Regions from separate parts of the Homo sapiens genome. Here region 2 is linked to region 1. A link is an interaction called in ENCODE POLR2A ChIA-PET data of the cell type or tissue named here. Cell type or tissue: MCF 10A. All regions are shown on one strand. Links, peaks and the distances in the headings refer to the core of each region. The heading gives the core; the rest is flanking DNA. Region 1 has its middle 34 kb from the start of DNAJB12. Region 2 overlaps ANAPC16 (anaphase promoting complex subunit 16).

The links. ChIA-PET counts read pairs that join two places held together with the same protein. Peaks named below come from ENCODE experiments on the same cell type or tissue, not always from the same donor. Only the 100,000 strongest peaks of a DNase experiment are listed, where the experiment ranks them.
Region 2: POLR2A ChIA-PET joins it to region 1 with 25 read pairs; 24 of 35 experiments call an interaction of 5 or more read pairs at or near these places.

The regions. Positions count from the first base shown.
Region 1 is chr10:72,315,189-72,326,161 of GRCh38, forward strand. No RefSeq gene overlaps it. Among named protein-coding and RNA genes, the nearest start is that of DNAJB12, 34 kb to the right of the region's middle. RefSeq lists enhancers at 3,897-3,946, 5,583-5,877, 5,627-6,046, 6,480-7,679, 7,642-7,691 and 1 more and silencers at 4,297-4,856, 7,343-7,637. In MCF 10A, for the core only: no CTCF peak of the experiment used is centred there; DNase peaks (open chromatin) are centred at 4,593, 4,903, 5,733, 7,093 and 1 weaker place.
Region 2 is chr10:72,224,997-72,235,969 of GRCh38, forward strand. ANAPC16 (anaphase promoting complex subunit 16) reads left to right here. Exons shown (of 4, transcript NM_173473.4): 3 at 5,370-5,444; 4 at 8,005-10,864. The coding sequence ends at 8,120. Among named protein-coding and RNA genes, the nearest start is that of ASCC1, 14 kb to the left of the region's middle. In MCF 10A, for the core only: no CTCF peak of the experiment used is centred there; DNase peaks (open chromatin) are centred at 4,765 and 7,965.

The sequences.
Region 1 (10,973 bases), core at 994-8,993:
CTGGGACCTCCTAGACTTGCCTGGGACCTCCCTGCAGGAGTTGCCAAATGGAACCGGGAGGGAAGAGAGGTTTGCCTTTGCCCTTGGCCTTGGTTTGGGGTGGAGACACCCAGGCTGAGACATTCTCCCCTCCATAGCTGGCCAAGTTCCAATCTGGCATGGCTGTCCCTGCTGCCATTGTCATGGGCTCTTTCGGGGGAGTTCCGGACAGCACCACTGTGCAAAAGATTGTCCTGGCCTCCAGAAAGTCGGCTCCAAATGACACTGAGGGAAGAAAGAGGAAATCTCTGCAGTGTACTTCCCTGAGTTTTTGGGGAATGGTTCTCTTTCCCCTCTTTCCATCCCTTCTCTACAAATCCAGGGCTCACAGTTAAGCCCTAGGTTTGTAACACGGCTTCATAACTAAGAATGGCATTAATTAGCAACACTGTATAAATAAAAAGGGGGGCCAACAAGGATGGAGGGCGTGGGGGGAGTATGTGGTTGGCCATCCCAGGCCACCTTCCTCCTCCAGCTCCCAGGCTTGCTTCAGCTTTGCTGCAAGTTCCTGCCAATATATTTCTGCTTGGGACAGGAGCCAAGGGTCAGATAAAGTTCCAACTGTATTTTGCAGCAGGTCTGACACTTTGCCCAGTGCTCTAGGCCTGTGACAGTGCCAGGATAGTATATTGGGAAAGCCAGTCCAGAAGGAGTTGGTTTAAATGTGTTTGAGGTAGCAGGCAGGTGACTAAGCAGACAGTTCAGCAACACAACACTCAGTAACACCATCAGACCAATGTGGCTCCCAGGGACATGGAAGGCCTGTGTTCCTTTCCCAGGAAGCCCCCAGCAGCTACCGTGCTCATGCCCCAGCATTTCAGGGACCAAGATCTGTAGCCCCATTTTGTGATCTTTAGTAAGACAAGTAAACACTGAACACTAAGTGTGCTTATGCCAACCACTTTACATACATGATCTGATGGAATCCTCAGCACAGCTGATGAGGGAGTTACTGTTATTTTCCTAGCCATACAGTTAGTAGCTGACACTACAGGGAACAGACACACTTACTGTCTATGAGGATCTCTTCTAAACACTTTCCATGCATTAACTAATTTTTTGGGGAAACTGAGGCAGAGCAGGAGCAAAGCCAGTTGTCCAGTGTCACACAACTGGTGGGTGTGGACCTGAAACCACTGGAGGCTGGGTGATTCCAGAATGGAGGGTTCACCCCTGCACTACCCCCTGATTTTCCAAGTGGGGTAACAGGTTCGGAGACAGTCAGGGAAGAGAAACCAGGGTGAGATGGGTTAGTTCAGATGAGGTCAAAGGTTGCACTCTCTTCTGCTTCCTGACAAGCATAATGAGAGGCACCCATGGGAACAGAAGCTCAGACATCTGACCCTGAGCCCTCTGCCACTCTTCCTTCCTCTCCTCTGGCCCAGTTGGTCTGAACCGTGTTGTTCCAGGTCTCACGGGAGCTGCTGTGGGACACAGAATGGGCAAGAGGATTTTTGTTCACACAAGGTTGTTCCTGGAGGACCAGGCGCAGTGGCTCACCCCTATAATCCCAGCACTTTGGGACGCCAAGGCAGGCGGATCACCTGAGGTCAGGAGTTCAAGACCAATCTGGCTAACCTGGTGAAACCCCATCTCTATTAAAAATACAAAAATTAGCTGGGCATGGTGGTGCTTGCCTGTAATCCCAGCTACTTGGGAGGCCGAGGTGGGAGAATCGCTTGAACCTGGAAGGTGGAGGCTGCAGTGAGCCGAGATTGCGCCATGGCACTCTAGCCTGGGTGACAGAATGAGACTCCATCTCAAAAAAAAGAAAAAAAGGTTGCCCCTCACCTAGGCACCCCGAGAGCAGTGAAAAGCTGCCTGTTGTGCCTCCCACAGCCGAGGCTCTGTCTTGAACCTGGAAGTGAGCCAGCTGGGCCCAGCCTTGCAGGAGGCCAGGCTTCCTGTCACATTGAAGCTCTGCTGATAGCCCAAGGCCACGTGCGGCGATGGCACCTGCTGGGTGGGGATGGGTGGCCTGGTGTCAGTCCTGCACTGTCATTGTCCTTACCATCTCTGCTTTCACCTGCACCAGTGGACAAACTCAGGCACACGAGGGGCTGCTGCCATCTGTCCCTCTGCCTGGCCTCAGGCAGGATCATTAGGACTGGATCAGGAGGGAGCATCAGGCCTGGCTTCAGGGTGCCTGGCAGCATGCTCAGATATAGCACAGCACACAGGCAGGACCAGAGACCTACAGAATAGATGACCTTTAAGCAAGACTTGAATATACAATAAACCATCAGAAATCTGCATCTTACTCCTTGCGGGGAATTAGGTTGTTGTATACTGTCTTGACTTTTTCTTATGTTTACAGACATAACTATGTCTTTATTTACATACATGCATGCCCACCCATCTTTTTAGAAAATGTTTTCATGTTTTGCTAATCAATCATTCATTCTTTCCTCCTTTCCATATTTATTTATTTATTTAATTATTATTATTATTATTTTTTGAGATGGAGTCTCACTCTGTTGCCTGGGCTGGAGTGCAATGATGTGATCTCGGCTCACTGCAACCTCCGCCTCCTGAGTTCAAGAGATTCTCCTGCCTCAGCCTCCTGAGTAGCTGGGATTACAGGCATGCGCCACCACACCTGGCTAATTTTTGTATTTTTAGTAGAGACGGGGTTTCATCATGTTGGCCAGAATGCTCTCAATCTCCTGACCTTGTGATCCACCCTCTTTGGCCTCCCAAAGTGCTGGGATTACAGGTGTGAGCCACCGTGCCTGGCCTTTATTATTATTATTTTTTGAGATGGAGTTTTGCTCGTCATCCAGGCTGGAGTGCAATGGCATGATCTCGGCTCACTGCAACCTCCGCCTCCCGGATTCAAGCTATTCTCCTGCCTCAGTCTCCCAAGTAGCTGGGATTACAGGCACGTGTCACCACAACCGGCTAATTTTTGTATTTTTAGTAGAGACAGGGTTTCACCACGTTGGCCAGGCTAGTCTCCAACTCCTGACCTCAGGTGATCTGCCTGCCTCGACCTCCCAAAGTGCTGGGATTACAGGCATAAGCCACTGCGCCCGGCCCCTTTCCATATATATTTATTGATCTCTTAGTGTATGCCAGGCACCTTGGTAAGTGCTGGGTATGTGGAGATGAGGAAAACAGACATGATCTCTCCCTCATCGACCTTTCAGCCCGGTGGAGAAAGCAACTTCGAATTCTGAACTGCAGTAAGAGCTAAAGAGAGAAAACAGGAAGCTCTGAGAGTTAATAACAGGATCTCTACTCAAGTAACATTTATGTGGGGATCAATATGAGAAAGAGCCAATCATTTGAAGAGTGTAGGGAAAAGCATTCCGGGCAGAAGGAACAGCATGAGTGAGGGCACAGAAGTCTGAACATTGTGTGGGGTGTGTGGGGAAGTCTGAGGCTCTTCCTAATTACAGTGTAGGGGTGTAGTTGGGGGTTAAGCCATACAGGCAGGGTAGAATCAACGTGAGAAAACCCCAAATGCCAAGCCAAGAAATTCTGTAAGCAACGGGGGGCTACTCATGTCACTTAGTTTAGTAACAGCGGTTCTAAAGCTCCAGCCTGGAAAAGCCCAGAATATTAATGTTCAAGAGGAAATCTCTGCTTCAAATCAAAGGCTCTTTCTCCTGCTTGCTGGAAATTCAAAGCCTGCCCCGTGCCTCTGAGCCTTAGAGCCAGACAGGTTGCCTTATTACTGATTCCCTACAGAAACGCAGCCCAGAGAGGCCAAGAGATTTGCCCAAGTGAAACAGCAAACCAATGCCAAACGCAGAACCTCAAACCCCAAATGCCAGCCTTCAGCTCCAGCCCTAAACCTGTCCCCTTTCACCTGGAGATTCTTTCTGGCAGGCACTCAAAGCAGGTAGGTGAGAAAATGCCTTTTTTTTTTTTTTTTTTTGAGACCAGTCTAGCTATGTCACCCAGGCTGGAATGCAGTGGCAAGATCGTAGCTCACTGCAGCCTTGACCTCCTGGGCTAAAGGGGTCCTCCCGCCTCAGCCTACGGAGTAGCTGGGACTGAAGACTTGAAAATTAAATAAATTGCATTCTTGAAAATGCATGTTAACACGAATTTGTGGAGCACTTACTTACTAGTGCCAACTACGGTACCTGGCCTGGGAAATAGACCTGCCCCGGGAGGTAGACCTCCCCGAGGGCACTCCCAGTCCTGGAGCCCCCAAACTTCTTGAACTACAGAAATTCCCCTAGGACTCCCCTCCCCTGCCCCCCACTCCCCAAGTTGCTGAAAATCATGAGTAACAAAGCGGCCAGGAGTTTCCTGTCTTGCTGAGCTGGCTTACTCAATTTCCCTCGTTTGTCCGCTCAGACCAGACGGGGCAAAGGGCAGCCATCAAAGGTGTCTGGGACGAGCCCGGCGGGGTAATGGGCCGCTAGGGACTCAGTCTGGCCCGGGTCTCAGCCGGGGCAGAAGGCAGCCGGGCGAGGGCCGCGGGTGGGGGGCAGGGGGCCGGGGACAAGCAGCCCCGCCCAGGCCGGCGCGCTGTGTGCACAACGTGCAGGGCTGCGAAAGCGGATGCGGCCTGATGGGGCAATCGCTGGCAACGCGCCGCGGGTTGTCAGCGGGCGCTGGGGGGTGGGAGCCCGGCGCCGGCGGGCCCTGCCTCCAGCATTGGCCCCGCCCCCAGTTCCGCAGTCGTGGCTGGGTTTCGGGGAGGGCGCCCGGTGCGGGGGGCGCCCAGGGCCTGCGCACACGGGTAGGCCCGCGTGCCCAAGCCCCCTTGCAGCCCAGGCGCCCTGGCTCATTATCCATCCCGGCCACTGGCGTTCGGTTCCGCTCCTGTCGCACCACCCCCTCACTGCTCTGACAGATACCAGGAGCTGGTGCCAACCCGCAGACACACCTGGGCAGCCCCACGTGGGTATCGCACGCGCAGGGGCACATCTGCCCTGCCGGGTTTGGAGAGCAGTTGCAAGTCAGCCCCTGGAATGTGGTCCCGTGCCGGCTGGAGCAAGAACTGTGTAACCTCTCTGAGCCTCAGATAACTCATCTGTTAAATGGGGAGGATGATAGCATCACTGGGTTGTTGTCAGGATGAAATAAGATAGAGGCTATAGGGGCGGGTGTGGTGGCTCACTCCTGTAATACCAGCACTTTGGGAGGCCAAGGTGGGAGGATCCCTTGAGCCCAGGAAGTCAAGGCTGCAGTGAGCCAAGATCACGCCACTGCACTCCAGCCTGTGCGACAGTGTGAGACCTGGTCTCAAAAAAAAAAAAAAAAGGCTACAAAGTGTTATATCAGAGTCACTAGCACTCACCCAGTAAGTGATAGCCATGAAGATTCTTAAAGAGAAGGGAACTGGGAGCTACAAAGCCAGCTGGGCTCACAGGCTGCAACTGGGGCATGTCTGGGTTTCCGGCTTCTTTTTTCCTTCCCTGTATCATATTTATTTTTTCCTCAATATCACCCCTCATCTTTCACCCAGGGCCTGCAATATTCCTTCGTTCATTTGACACACATCGGTTGATATTTGTGCCTGCTGTGAGGCATTAAAAACTGCTTATCTGGCTGTGTGGCACCCGGGAACTTTCCCCAGGCCACACCAGCTACACCTGTGGCCTCCTCAGCCTGGGTTGCTGCCCTGAGTCACTGGAGTAGGTCACTTCCTCTCTCAGTCCCTCCATCTGTGCAATAGGGATAAGAGGCCTGGCTTCTCTCTAGTCTCCTGGGACTGTCAGGGGATGAGTCAGATAACGGTGGGGAAGGCGCAGAGAGGCAGAAAGCAGCTCTTACTAGAGCGGGGCCCATCTGGCTGATGCAAGGCTTGCACTTTGCATGTAACCCCAGCCGGTACAAACAGGGATGGCTCCGGGAAGCGTGAGGAGCAGGGGGAGCAGAGAAGTCCCCAACCCTACCCGACAGCCGGGGTGTGGGATCCAGACTGGCAGCTTAGGAGTCTGAGCAGCTGGGGCTCTGTCCAGGCTCTGCTTCCCCAGCTCTGCGAGCATGACAGCAGGTTCCTGACCCCTCTGATCCGGCTGCCTTTTCTGTCACTCAGGGGTTGCAGTACCTCCCTCACCTAGCTGAAGTTGGAAGTGAAGGTGGTAACTCCCAGAGGGAGTGGAGCCCTTCCGTGTTTCTGGGAGGGGTCTGAGGGCTGGCCGGGGGGGTCCGGGTGGGGGAGGTGGGACCAGACAGGAGGAAGGCAGCCCTGGCCAAAGGCTCAGCATATTCCATAGTCACCTCAGGCAGGGGGTTCTAGGGGCTCCTCCCAAAAGAGTCAGAGACCCCTGCACCCTCAGCCGACCCCAGGCATGACAGACCCCGCCTCATCCCACAGTGCACAAGGAGATCACACTCAGATCTGGGCCCCAGTCTGGCGTCTGCCCCAGGCCAGCTGCATGACCTTGGGCAGGTGATTGAATGTTTTTGGGTCTCCATTTTTCCACTTGTGAAATGGGGATAGCGATGCCTACTTTGTAAAGCTGTTGTGAGGCTGGGGGAAAATGAGAACGATATCAAGTGTTCACAGTAGAGGCCAGCACTGTTGTGAGCGGCAGCTCCTCTCCCTCCCCTCCCCTCCCCCTTTCCCTATCACAGGTGGGGCCAGGTGGAATGTCACAGTAAGTCCTTGGGATAGAAAGGTCTACTGACATATTCAAAGTGCCCCCGCCCCCAAGGTTTCTAGCCTGATACCATAAGCTTTGATGGCAAGAGCTCTGTTTGCTTGGGGACTTTATATGCATGATTGTATTTGACATATGACGAGGGCCATACGTGGCATCCATTATATAGATGGAAGCGGAGGCAGGAGAAGTCAAATAGCTTGTCTGGTCACATGGCTAGAAAGGGTGAGTGCCAGGATTTGAAACCAGGTCTTCCGGACTCCAGCTCATCCACCACACACCCCCTGCCTGCCTCTTGCTTTTGCCCTGGGTGTTCTCCTCTTTCCTGAGTGGCCTCTTATGATGTGGAGTCCCCGAGGCCAGGGACGGTCATGAGCATGGCTTCCTTGTCTTCCAGGGTGTGGCTCAAGCACACAGTGGGTCCTCAGTCCACCCTGCTGACCAGGGAGATGAGTCCTGGCATGAGGGAGATGACTCATGAAGCCGGGCTGGGCGAGGGTACGTGCCTGTGTCTCTGTGTGCGTGCATCTGTGTGCGTGCACAGGGAGGGGAATGAACGAGTACTGTCTGCTGGAGGCCTTCTCTCTCCAAGCTCCTACCCCATCCGGCGCTGCTCCTGAGACTCAGCCTTCAAGGGGGCTCTGAGCCTGAGAAGCAAGGGTGGGGGAGGTCTTGGCCATCTCCCTCCCTGGCCTAACGCAGGGCCTGGTGGGGGCTGTGGCTGATGGCGGTTCCATGGGAAGCCAGGTCCTCCCTGGTCCAAGGGGAAGCTCTTCGGGCATCTTCCACCAGTCTAGGCCCTGCTATTTTTAGATGCTGTCCCCTCCCCAACCCTCCCCTCCCCATCACATACCAGCTGAGGGAGGAAGTGACTCACCTCAAGCCCAGACAGGTAGAGGCAGCCTCAGTGGGCCCCGGGCAGGCCTGGTTCCTACGCTGGGGTTGCCTTCCTGGGATCACCTCAGGCCTGCCCCAACCTGGGGACAACACAGGGCTGGGATGGAGCCCAGGGCCTTTCTTGGGCTCCTCCATTCTCCATCTCACAGGACCTAACAGGCCTGGGTCTCTGATGGACTGTGGAGCCTCTGCTCAACTCAGCAGACCTCATCAGGCCTCGGACTGCACTGTGGGCCTGTGGCCGGCCTCAGCCCAGTCTGAGGGAGCCAGACAGGCGAAGGGGACTGCCTGTGGCCCCACCCTGTCTTTGTGAGTGACCAGTGTTATGGAAAGAAAAAATACCTGGTTCAGTGGGGACAGGAAAGGTGTGATGACCCTTGGGATGTGTGTCCCAGTGGAGTGGCCAGCTGTCCCAGAATGCCCAGATCTGAGGGGTTTCTGGGGACTCGGGACTCTCAGTGCTCACCAGGAGAGTCCTAGGCAAGTCAGGACGGTTGGCCACCCTGGTGCTGCATTGCAAGGTATATCCTAGCGAGAGGGCAGGTGTGGGGAGCTTGTTTTGGTTTCCTGACGGAGTCTCACCTAGTCAGGGCCGCAGGACCCAGCCCCTGGCCAGCTTGCTCTCTCAGGTCAGGGCATCACCTTGTCCATCTCAACTGGAAAGAGGCTGGGCTGGGCTGTGTGAGAACCCAGAGCCCCGGGGCAGGCTGGAAGACCTGTGAGCCACTTTGGCCAGGGAGGATAGGGGCCTGTCAACATGGGGTTGGGTGGACAGGTTAGCAGAGGCTGGGGCTGGGAGAGGAAGGGCACCTACCCACATAGGGCAGGGCAGGGGGAGGCAACCAGGAACAGCAGGAAATAATGACAGGAGCCCAGGATGTGCCTCAGGTAAGCTTGGCCCCAGGTCTGCAGACTGTCGGGTACTTGCAAGGAGGAATGGGAGACAGTGTGGCGATGGCTAACTGGCAGGCTGGCAGGGCTTGTTGGTTACTTGGAGAGGCCTCGCCAGGGTGACAACCTGGAGAACTCTCGGCTGCTCAGAGAAGTGGACAGAGGACTCCGCTGCCCTCCTAGATCAGGGTCTGGGGCTGCCTTCAGGGACAACCCAGCTCCTGGCCCTGAGGCCTGCCCTAGGGGGTTAGGTCAGGGGAGCCGTGGCTGAGGCCCAGACCTTGCTGGGGACAGCCTGCACCCCCGGCCCACCTTTGTCCTCCTCATCCACGGTCCACAGCCCAGGGTTGGGGCGGGGGGATGGTCTGTGTCCCAGGCAGCAGCTCCGACACCGCTGAGCTGGGCGACCTTGGCAAGTCACTTCTCTTTTCTGGGGCTCGATTTCCTCAGTGGTGAGATCGTGGGGGTAGATTAGGGGTCTGTTTTTTAAATATTTATTTTGGCCATGGAACCCCTTCTTCAGTCACAATTCCACCTGCACTAAACAAGAGATAACAGCGGGTGACTGAGACGGGTGGGCTGGAGCCCCGGGGGCCCTCCCACTCTTACCCCACACCCCTGGGGGCCCAGGGCTCTGGGGACACAGTTTGAGAACCCGTCTTCACAGCCTGCCGCCTCTAACACTCTGTGATTTATGCCTTCAGGACAAGGATGTTGTCCTTGTTGCCTTCTCCAGGCAGCCCAGTAATTAGACCCCAAGCCCAGCATGTTCTGGTACTATCCATTCCGTGCTGAAATCTTCAAATTCTTTCTCTCTTTCTTTCCTTCCTTCCTTATTATTTTTTGAGACAGAGTCTTGCTCTGTCGCCCAGGCTGGAGTGCAGTGGCACAATCTTGGCTCACTGCAACCTCTGCCTCCTGGGTTCAAGCAATTCTCCTGCCTCAGCCTCCCAAGTAGCTGAGATTACAGGCGCCCACCACCACGCCTGGCTAATTTTTTTTTTTTTTTTTTTTTTTTTTGTATTTTTAGTAGAGATGGGGTTTCGCCATGTTGGCCAGGCTGGTCTTGAACTCCTGACCTCAGGCGATCCACCCGCCTCGGCCTGCCAAAGTGCTGGGATTACAGGCGTGAGTCACCGAGCCCGGCCAAAATCTTCAAATTCTTAATCGCTGGTTTCTGCTGACAGTGAGGTCTGTTATGCAGAGTTCAGTAGGGCCACAGGTCCCTTGTCCCTTCTCAGGGAAGGGACCGGGCCAAAACTTTCTATGCAATGGCCAACCCTGTGGGGCACTTCCAGGTGTGTGTAGGATGTTCAGTCCCCAACAGCATGCAGGAAGGTGTGACTCCCACTGGCAGACAAGGGAGGGGCTCAGGGGTCTTAGGAGGCTGGTTACTGATACCCCTGTGGATGCAGGGCTGGGTGCCTGGACAGGAGCCCAGGTCCTTTCCTGGAGCCACAGTCTGGGGCCCTGGCCCAGGCCCAGGTTTTCCCTGGCTTACTCCGGGGGTGCTGGCACCTGCAGACACCAGCAACAGAAAGAGGCAGGAGTCGATGAGGGAGGCGGAGAGGAGGGGGACTTTCCTTCTTCTGCTGGGGGTCTGGGGCGTCCTTTTCCAGGCTGAGGAGTAGGGCTACCCATTTCCCCATCACCTTCCGGCCAGGGGCAGTGGGTAGAGGAGGAGGCCGAGATTGCACAAACAGGTATGGGAGGAGGCCAGCAGCCAGGCAGCTGGCTGGGGTCGCCCAAGGGCCGTGAGAGAGTCCCCAGTGCCCGTACTGACATCAATGGCGCCCGGAGGGACTCAGTCGGTCATCTAGCAGTCTTCTCTAGCTCTCACAACAGGCACTGGGGGTTGGGAGGAGCCAGAGGTCCCTGCTCCCCACTCCACGCGTCCCTCCCAGCTGCTGAGCTGGAAACTCGAGCCAAGTCAACAGTTCCTTGAATTGTGTTACAGCCCCGGCTGCCCCTCCAGAGCTAATAATATGGGCAGCTGCAGGACATGAAACTCGATCCTCCAGGCTCCAATACCACCCCACCGCAGCCAGGCTGGCAGGGAGTGGGCGGATGTTGGGCCCAGGGTCCTGAAAGCAGAGGCCTGGGCTTGGGATCCTGGGGTGAGGCCGGGTCCGGGAGGGGCCCCGGCCCCCCCAGTGGGGTGTTTATACAAAGTTGACATGGGTCAAGCTGAGAGGTGACAGCGTGCTGGCAGTCCTCACAGCCCTCGCTCGCTCTCGGCGCCTCCTCTGCCTGGGCTCCCACTTTGGTGGCACTTGAGGAGCCCTGCAGCCCACCGCTGCACTGTGGGAGCCCCTTTCTGGGCTAGCCAAGGTCAGAGCCGGCTCCCTCAGCTTGCAGGGAGGTGTGGAGGGAGAGGCGCGAGCGGGAACCCGGGCTGCGCGCGGCGCTTGCGGGCCAGCTAGAGTTCCGGGTGGGCGTGGGCTTGGCGGCCCCGCACTCGGAGCAGCCCGCCGGCCCTGCCGCCCCGGGGAATGAGGGGCTTAGCACCCGGGCCAGCGGCTGCGGAGGGTGTACTGGGTCCCCCAGCAGTGCCAGCCCACCGGCGCTGCTCTCGAT
Region 2 (10,973 bases), core at 1,251-9,250, 90 kb before region 1:
TTTCTGGCCAGGCACTGTAGCTCATGCCTGTAATTCTAGCACTTTGGGAGGCCAAGGCGGGTGGATCACCTGAGGTCAGGAGTTCGAGACCAGCCTGCCCAACATGGTGAAACCCCATCTCTACTAAAAATACAAAAACTAGCTGGGCATGGTGGCGATGTCTGTAATCCCAGCTAATCGGGAGGCTGAGGCAGGAGAATCACTTGAACCCAGAAGGCAGAGGTTTTAGTGAGCCAATATTGTGCCACTGCACTCCAGCCTGGGTGACAGAGCAAGACTCTGTCTCAAAAATATATATAAATAAATAAATAAAATGCATATTTCTGGGCCCACCTTAGAGTTTCTGAATTAGTCTAGGGTGTAGCTCAGGAGTCCATTTTTTACCAGCATCCAGGCCCTTCTCATGAAGGCAGTCTTCCATATTTTGAAAAACATTGGGACCAGGAGTGGTGGCTCAAACCTAAAATTTCAGCATTTTGGGAAGCCAAGGCATGAGGATTGTTTGAGCCCAGGAGTTCAAGGTTGCATTGAGCCATGATCATGCCATGGCACTCCAGCCTGGGTGACAGAATGAGACTCTGTCTCAAAAAATAGTAATAATAAATTTTTAAAAAGCACTGGGAGGCCAGGCGCAGTAACTCACGCCTGTAATCCCAGCACTTCTGGAGGCCAAGGCAGGCAGATCACAAGGTCAGGAGATTGAGACCATCTTGGCTAACATGGTGAAACCCCGTCTCTACTAAAAATACAAAAAAATTAGCTGGATGTGGTGGCGCATGCCTGTAGTCCAGCTACTCAGGAGGCTGAGGCAGGAGAATCACTTGAATCTGGGAGGCAGAGGTTGCGGTGAGCAGATATCATGCCACTGTACTCCAGGCTGGTGACAGAGCAAGACTCTGTCTCAAAAAAAAAAAGCAAAAAAAAAGCTTTGGGGAATAACCTATTAAGGATTCAAAATTTACTTGATTCTAGTATTTTAGTGCTTAATTATATATTGATCTTTTTTCCTTTAAGTGTTGCAATTTTTTTTTTTTTTTGAGACAGAGTCTCGCTCTGTTGCCCAGGCTGTAGTGCAGTGGCTCGATCTTGGCTCACTACAACCTCTGCCTCCCGGGTTCAAGTGATTCTCCTGCCCCAGCCTCCCAAGCAGCTGGGATTACAGGTGCCCACCACCACACCTGGCTAATTTTTTTAATATTTTTAATAGAGGCAGGGTTTCGCCATGTTGCCCAGGCTGAGCTTGAACTCCTGACCTCAAATGATCTGCCCACCTCAGCCTCCCAAAGTGCTATGATTACAGGCATGAACCACCGCACCTGGCCTTAATATTTCAAATTTACACAACTATATTTTAAAACTAATCTAGGAATATCTGTGAGAAAGATACAAACTATAGGCCAGGCATAGTGACTCACACCTGTAATCCCAGCACTTTGGGAGGCTGAGGCAGGCAGATTGCTTGAACCCAGGAGTTTGAGACCAGCCTGGGCAACATGACGAAATCCTGTCTCTAGAAAAAATAGAAAATTAGCTGGGTGTGGTGGCACGTGGCTGTAGTCCCAGCTACTTAGGAAGGTGAGGTGGGAGGTTCACCTGAGCCTGGGAGGTGGAGGCTGCAGTGAGCTGTGATCGCATCACTGCATTCGAGCCTGGGTGATGGAGACCTTGTCTCAAAAAAAAAAAAAGAAAAGAAAAGATACAAACTATAGTTGGCCTTGGGGGTGATGAATAATCAGAAATAATAAAAAGAGTTACGGGTTAAGCCCAAAATCATTTGTGACAGGAAACCACGGGGGGACTCTGGGACCATAGAGCTCCCTAGGATTGGTTTGGGTTATGACTAGTGGTGAGGTAGATGACCAGGTAGCATATGTAATTAGTGATACATGTACTTCTCTCTTTGCCTTTTTATTTTCTTTAATTGTGTTAACTAAATACTCAAGTTAGTATCACTGAGTCTGGTTAGAAGTAGTGAACAATTGGGGCCCTGTTACCATATTTGGTGCTAAAACTATATTATGACTTCATTTATATGCAGCAAAGACCTAGTATTAAGGAAGTTTCCCACAAAACAAATCAAAAATGGGAGACACTTAAATTGCTTAATGAGTTTTATAGCAGCAGAAGAATCCATATTCAACAATGGAGCTCTAAGATTAAAGTCATTTAAATTCTAGCTATAAGAGGAATTTAATACAGGAGGTACCTCCACAGTCTCAAAGCTATCAGCATTCTTTGTCAGTATACATCAAATTATGTGGAGATATTGAAGAAGAAAGGCTTCTGAGATTAGTCTGAATGTTGATGTTCTAACGAGTTATAGATCTATCCATTTTTATTCCATCTCAATATGCTTCATGGAGAAATGTGTTGTGTTTCTGTTGTAGGATACATTTATATTAAGTATAAATACACAGTGCACAGTTTTGATTGTGTTTCTTACATTTCAAGTTTTACCAATAATCTTAAATCTTAAAAAGATTAAGATAATCTTTAAAAATCTAAAATCTTAAGAATATAAAGAGTATTACACTTAAAGACTGAAAAATAATGTAGAGATGGCAACCCCTAAACCCATTTAATATTCTTGGTCAAATCAAGAATATTAAATTGAGAAGAGTACTCTGAAATGTAAGGATGTTGGATTTGGAAGCATTTTCTACCATGTTTATAGGTGATACTATTCTATTATACAATAAATCTAACACACATGTACCTGACCAATAATAGTTTAATAGAATATGAAAATAGAGGCCGGGCACGGTGCCTCACGCCTGTAATCCCAGCACTTTGGGAGGCCGAGGTGGGCGGATCACCTGAGGTCAGGAGTTCGAGACCAGCCTGACCAATATGGTGAAACCCCACCTCTACTAAAAATACAAAAAAAAAAAAAAAAAGGCATCGTGGTGTGTGCCTATAGTCCCAGCTACTCAGGAGGCTGAGAGAATTGCTTGAACCCAGGAGGCGGAGGTTGCAGTGAGCCGAGATCATGCCACTGCCCCCCAGCCTGGGCGACAGAGCGAGACTTGGTTTAAAAAAAAAAAAAAAGGATATGAAAATAGAGCAGGAAGGGTTGCCTGTCAAGAGTAAGGAACAAAAGCAGTTAGGAATCAAGGATGGATGCTGTTTTTAATCTCAAAAGGTTCAACTTGATGTTACATCCTTGTGAGTCTAGGATAGTAAACCCAAATCACCTGTAGTTAACCTTGTGAATTAACTTTTTTGTGCCTCTGCTCTCTGATAACAGACACCTCACATAAGCAGCATACAGCAGTTTGCAGCATTCTCCTGCCCTTGGCCAAAATTGTCCTCACCCAGTTATTACTGAGCACATTAGAAACTGCCTTCCAGCCCATCAGTGGCTGTATTTTAGAGACATTGTAGCCACTGAAGTATAAATTATCTGGCATTGTCTAATTGCCTACTGTGAGGTAATATTCTTTTTAATGTATTTGTTACCATCCTTATTTATTGGAGTTGGCTATGGTGTTAGATTTGGGTAATTTACTAAACTTTTCCCTGTTTATGACCTGTGCTTGTCCCTGACAAGGAAAGCTGATGTATTGCTACCTGCTGTGTTACAAAGGGTTTGATTACAGTTTCTAAATGGAAGAGATTGCCCCCAGCTGACTCCGTTCTGGAGCAATTCCAGGCTTTAGACTGGTACTGATACCACATCTAATAGGATGTGGCTAAGAAGCAATTGGACTTGGACGTTAATAGGGAGCTGCAAATCAGCAAAAGTGTGTTCCACAGGCATATAGTGTGGTGGAGTGAAATGCAGAGGTTCCTTTTTGAAAGTTTAGCTTATATCCTTTTGCTTTGAAGTTCATTACCAAGGAAAATATGCAAATATCACAACTTAACTATTTTATCCTAATGGTGCCTGTGATTAAATGCAAGTGAGAGGTGGCACTTTCAGGAGCTTCCATATACATCTTGGCCTGATCCTTATAGCCTATAATTCCCACTGCCTTGTGTGTAATCCTAAAGTTCAGGATCAAACCATCTGGGAGGTAAACTCTAATTGTCTATGCTTTCCTCTTTCTAAAATAAAATATGAGTTATAATTGGACTTTTTAAGCAAGAATATGAATAGGATAATGACTGCTGACATTCAAACCCCTTTTTTTTTTGAGACTGAGTTTGAATTTACAGAATGTAACACTGTCTCTGAAGAATACAAAAAGTATACATCCCAATAATTATACTTTCATTTTTTTCTTTTTCTCTTTTTTTTTTTTTTTTGATCACTTTGAAGATGATATTGGAAGGATGCCCTCTTGGTTATATATTCAAGCTCTTTGGATACAGTATCTATAGTTGTTTTTTTTTTTAATTGGTTATTGTGACTTCTGAAATAAGGTTTCCTTTGTGTGAAACTCAGCATGAGGCCAGAATGTGTTAGTCCTGTCTGCTTGCCATGTAATACCTGGCCAACACAACAACCCATGATTGATGGGTGAATGCTTGAGGCCTAGTAGTGCTAACGTGAAGTACTGCCTGAAAAAGGACAGCTGTGTCCTCTCTCCCCGTTTGTTTTAGGATTTTCGCAATAAGGTACATCCCCCAAATGGTTTCTGCTACCTTTTTAAAAATCAAATGTTTCTACGTGAGCTGTAAATTTTTGAGAATATGTTTTGCTGTATCAGCCCTTGCCTGACAAGGAATAACATGAACTAGCTTATGTTTCATGATCATCTTCCAAGTGCTGTGGCAACTGAGTTGGCCACTTCTTGTTGGCAGTTCTTGGCACCAGTACAATTCTAGGTTCTGAACTTGCACCATACTCTTATCGTCATCCAAATTGCAGTGTTTTGGTTCAGTTGGAAAATCAAGGTTACAGTTTGCGTTCACAGAATGAAATTTCCCAGCAGTGTTCTGTGATTGTCAGAGTGATGTAATTTGATATATTAAAAATCAACAATTTTTTCCTCAGCTTTGTTTTTTAGACTGAAAATGATTTGGAGTTTTGGTGAACCTTTATATTTTGACACTACAGGAGCCAGCCACAAGGCCAAATGTGTCAGCTGCCAGTGTTTGCTTGACATACAGGAGAACATTAAGGAACTCTCAGGTTGGGAGGAGGGAAGTGTTGACCAGGACATCAGACGGAGGTTTCTTGTTTTTGTTTTTTTAAACACTATTTTTAAACTCTTAAGTAGAGGGACTATTTTAATATTCTAGGTATAGAATAAATAGCTTTTATAACAGTCTTAGTTCTAAATGAAGCAGAACCCGTCTTTGTAAACACTGAGAACTAGACCCTGAATGTACAAGCAGGGAAAAGAATAGACAAGTTTACTTGGTTTATCAGAAGCCATAAAACCTTTAGAGCAGATTAAAACCTTTTCTCCTTTTGTTTGTAGATGGCTCTGAGAGATTCCTCTGCGAATCTGTTTTTAGCTATCAAGTGGCATCCACGCTTAAACAGGTGAAACATGGTAAGCACATGAGTGTTGCGTACTTGACTGTGAGAATAAATTTGCTAGGGGGTGGATGAGGCTGTGACAAAAATCCCCAAACTCAGCAAGGCTATTTTAGTGGACTTCCTAAATTAAAGAACATTCTAGGTCTTAATCTAGTCATAATGTCCACATTGAGGCTTAAGGTTGGGGCCGAGTGCAGTGGCTCACGTTTGTAATCCCAGCACTTTGGGAGGCTGAGGCGGGTGGATCACTTGAGGTCAGGAGTTTGAGACCAGCCTGGCCAACATGGTGAAACTGCATCTCTACAAAGAAAAAATTAGTCAGGCATGGTGGCGCATACCTGTAGTCCCAGCTACTTGGGAGGCTGAGGTGGGAAGATCACTTGAGCCCGGGAGGTTGAGGCTGCAATGAGCCGGAATCACAGCACTGCACTCTAGCCTGTGCAACAGAGACCCTGTCTGAAAAACAAAAAAAGTTGGTCCTCCAGGGAGTCAGTGCTTCCTGCTCCTCTTGTGTTACTTTTTCCTCTCCTGTCTGAAACCTCCTTTTACTGTTGTCCTCCACTGGTTACCATCATCATCTTCAAGTATTTGTACGATACCTCCTGGTCTGTCTATACTCTAACATCCTGATAACACTTTTTCTGTTACATTAGGCCTCACCAGGCCTTCATTTCTGCATCAACAAACTGTGTTCCCCCTCCAGACCATTTCTCCATTGAAACTTTATGTAGGGGGAAAAGCTGTAATTGCCTCTAACCCTAGGATTTTAGTCCACAAATCACTATGGCATAGAGGATGAGTACTTTTTTTAGGAACAGAGCACATCCAGGCCGGGTGCAGTAGCTCATGCCTCTAATCCCAGCACGTTGGGAGGCTGAAGCAGGAAGACTGCTTGAGCCCAGGAGTTCAAGACTGACCTGGGCAACATGGTGAAACCCCATATCTAAAAAAAGAAAATACAAAAATTAGTGGAGAATGGTGGTGCATGCCTGTGGTCCCAGCTACGTGGGAGGCTGAGTTGGGACGATCGCTTCAGCCCAGGAGGCATACTCCAGCCTTGGTGACAGAGTGAGACCCTGTCTCTGGAAAAAAATAGGGCACATCCTGAAAATGTGATCATTTTATTTTAAAATGACTTTTATTTTTTGAGACGGAGTCTCTCACTGTCACCCGGGCTGGAGTGCAATGGCATGATCGCGGCTCACTGCAACCTTTGCCTCCTGGGTTCAAGTGATTCTCCTTCCTCAGCCTCACAAATAGCTGGGACTACAGGTGCACGCCACCACGCCCAGCTAATTTTTGTATTTTTAGTAGAGATGGGGTTTCACCATGTTGGCCAGGATGGTCTTGATCTCTTGACCTTGTGATCCGCCTGCCTTGGCATCCCAAAGTGCTTGGATTACAGGCATGAGCCACTGCGCCCAGCCTTTCTTCTTTTAACATTAGAAGAAACTTCCAACTTAAAAAAAAAAAAATAGGCCGGGCACGGTGGCTCATGCCTATAATCCCAACAATTTGGGAGGCTGACACGGGCGGATCACCTGAGGTCGGGAGTTCGAGACTGGCCTGACCAACATGGAGAAACCCCATCTCTACTAAAAATACAAAATTAGCCAGGCATGGTGGCATATGCCTGTAATTCCAGCTACTCGGGAGGCTGAGGCAGCAGAATCGCTTGGACCCAGGAGACAGAGGTTGCAGTGAGCTGAGATCACACCATTGCACTCCAGCCTGGGCAATAAGGGTGAAACTCTGTCTCAAAAAAAAAAAAAAAAAAAAAAAAAAATTAAGCTTCTGACCAGCATAGAATAAGACCCCATTATGAGAATTTTGAGGGTCGGGCACAGTGGCTCACGTCTGTAATCCCAGCACTTTGGGAGGCTGAGGCAGGCAGATCACCTGAGGTCAGGAGTTCGAGACTAGCCTGGCCAACATGGTGAAACCCCATCTCTACAAAAATAAAAAACTTAGCTGGGCACGATGGCGGGTGCCTGTAGTCCCAGCTACTCAGGAGGCTGAGGCGGGAGAATCACTTGAACCCACGAGGCAGAGGTTTCAGTGAGCCGAGATCGCGCCATTGCACTGCAGCCTGGGCAACAAAGCAAGACTCCATTCCCCACCCCCACCCCACCCCCCAAAAAAAGAGAGAGAATCTTGAGGAGAAAAAAAAATCCATCTAGAAATTTTTTTTTTTTGAGACGGATTCTCACTCTGTCACCAGGCTGGAATGCAGTGGCACGATCTCGGCTCACTGCAACCTCTGCCTCCAGGGTTCAAGCGATTCTCCTGCCTCAGCCTCCCGAGTAGCTGGGACTACAGGCGCATGCCACCACGTCCAGCTAATTTTTTTTGTATTTTTATAGAGATGGGGTTTCACCATATTGGCCAGGATGGTCTCGATCTCTTGACCTCGTGATCCGCCCGCCTCGGCCTCCCAAAGTGCTGGGATTATAGGCGTGATCCACCACACCCGGCCTAGAAATTATTTTTATACCAGTCATCATCTTGGTGGCTGGTGGCAGTCTCTTGGGTAATACGTTGTTGCATAATATTCTTTCCTTGACTCCTTACAGATCAGCAAGTTGCTCGGATGGAAAAACTAGCTGGTTTGGTAGAAGAGCTGGAGGCTGACGAGTGGCGGTTTAAGCCCATCGAGCAGCTGCTGGGATTCACCCCCTCTTCAGGTTGATACTGCCTGGATGGTCACCTCTGGTGCGCAGCAAGTGCAAAGCCAGTGGGGGACTTTCTCACAGCTTACATAGCCATCCAGAGATCCACAGCTACGTCACTGAATTGTTAATGCACATTTGTACTTGGTTTCTCTGTATCTATTCACAGGCAACAAATACTTATATGTGTGATCTTTCAGGGAATGTTTTGTTTATTTGTTTTTAAAAGTATTGGGAATCAGATTAAGACAATCAGTTTCAGAGAACCAGGAGGTTTGGGGTTAAGAGATACTCAAAAATTTTCACAAGCCAAGTAGGGCATATATCAGATTTGGCCAACTGAATGGCGTCTGTCCTGTCATCCATATGGTGCCTGGAAATATTTACCAGTCAAGGTCAAGGTCAGCATCTGTGGTTAAAAATATAGCATTCTGACCTAAAAAAGTTATTTTGCAGATGAATGTGTTTTCAACTCAGGACCTATCCAAATGAGGAATTTTTAAATATTCTTTTTTTTTTCCTATTTTTAGACATCAATTCTATAGATTCTGACTTTTTCTAACCTCTTATAGACATGCCAAATGCTGGCAAAAAGAAGTGCTTTTTGGATATGGCAGCACTTGTAAAAATAAAGCAGTAAGCAAAATCCTTTTAAACACAGAAATCCTGAGTTCTTCTCATTGGTGGACTCAAGCAATTCTGTAGCAAATAAATCCTTTGAAAGAGCTCCAAATTGGTGGCATTATCCTTTCAAAATCTCAGGGATTTGGGATGAAGTGAAGAGGTCAAATTACTTTTTAGAAGAAGGGAATCTAAAAACCATCTCTCCTAAACAAATGGTAGACTGGCTTTACTTAAGGGATATTTGTCTTTATAGGAGTACATAAATTTATCTTAATGATATTTAAGTAGTTTTTTTTTTTTTTTGAGACGAAGTTTTGCTCTTGTTGCCCAGGCTGTATCGCAATGGCGCGATCTCTGCTCACTGCAACATCCACCTCCCAGGTTCAAGCAATTCTCCTGCCTCAGCCTCCCAAGTAGCTGGGATTACAGGCACCCGCCACCACACCCAGCTAATTTTTTGTATATTTAGTAGAGACGGGGTTTCACCATGTTGACCAGGCTAGTCTCGAACTTCTGACCTCAGGTGATCCACCTGCCTCAGCCTCCCAAATTGCTGGGATTACAGGCGTGAGCCACCTTGCCCAGCCAATTTTTTTTTAAAGAGACATGGTCTTGCTATGTTGCCCAGGTTGGTCTTGAACTCCTGGCCTCAAGAGATCCCCCCAACCTTGGCCTCCAAAGTGCTGGGATTACAGGCATGAGCCACCGCGCCTGGCCTCAAGTAAGTTTTTATACCATGATAGGGGAAAACCTGGAAGGCTAAGAGATGTGCTGTTTTCCTTCATGGGACCCCACTTTCCACAGTAAACAACTGGTATAATCATTTATTACGTTGTATGCAAATTTTGCCTTAGACAACATTTGTCTGGTTCCTTATTAATAACTTGCATCTGATCTGCTTAGAGTTGCTTAATTATAAGTAAATATAATCCCAGTAGCATTTAGCCTTAATCTCAAGAGTTCAAAATGTTTAACACATTCTACCTGACGGGAGGTGGTGACCTCATTCAGTCGGTTAAGAGCCTGAGCCCTGTGAAGTTAAACACCTGCTCATGGTCACATAGCCCAGGCAGAAGAAAATCTCGGACTTGGAATAGATCCCAGTTGCCTGATAATTCATCTCATTATTGCCTCTAAAGCAAATTGGAGACTGGGCACAGTGGCTCCCACCTTTAATCCCAGCACCTGGGGAGGCTGAGGTGAGTGGATCACTAGAGGTCAGGAGTTCAAGACCAGTCTGGCCGACATGGTGAAACTCAGTCTCTATTGAAAATACAAAAATTAGCTCAGTGTGGTGGCACACACTTGTAATCCCAGCTACTCAGGAGGCTGAGGCATGAGAATCGCTTAAACCCAGGAGGCGGAGGTTGCAGTGAGCTGAGATCACACCATTGCACTCTAGTCTGGGTGACAGAGCGAGACTCTGTCTCAAAAAAAAAAAAATAAAGCCGGGCGTGGTGGCTCACGCCTGTAATCCCGGCACTTTGGGAGGCTGAGGCAGGCGGATTGCCTGAGATCGGGAGTTCGAGACCAGCCTGGCCAACATGGTGAAACCTTGTCTCTACTAAAACTACAAAAAAAATTAGCCAGGCGTGGTGGCGGGCGCCTGTAATCCCAGCTACTCAGGAGGCTGAGGCAGCAGAATCGTTTGAACCCGGGAGGCGGAGGTTGCAGTGAGTGGAGATCGTGCCTGTGTGCTCCAGCCTGAGCAACAAGAGCGAAACTGTCTCAAAAAAAAGAAGAAAATAAATAAATAAAAATCAGAGCACAAGAAGTACCAGTCCACCAACTCACATTTTCTATATTAATAATTCTTAACTAAAAGAAGTTCCATATTCGACAGCATTTTAGTTTTTTAATAGTACTTATTAGCATCAACCATCTTGATAATCACCAAGGGAAAAATTAAAAATACCTAGACTGCAATAAACCTTTAAATTGGATTTTCAGTGAGAATTTAGAAGCAATCACTACCTTTCTCGTTTCATTTGTGTAACCATGCAGCATAGGCACTGTGTTACATCATCTTTACGCTTTGGTATTTGAACTTATTACAGAATTTTTTCTCTAAATTGGATGTTTCTTTATATGACCTTGGAAACTGAAGTGATCTTAGCATTAAACAAAAATGCTTTTTGAAGCACCTTTCTCATTGATCACTTAGCTGCTATTTTAGTCTTACCAAGAATAAGACTCTCACAATTTTTTAAAGAGAGTACCTCCCTCTCTATACCTTTTTGTCAGTCATT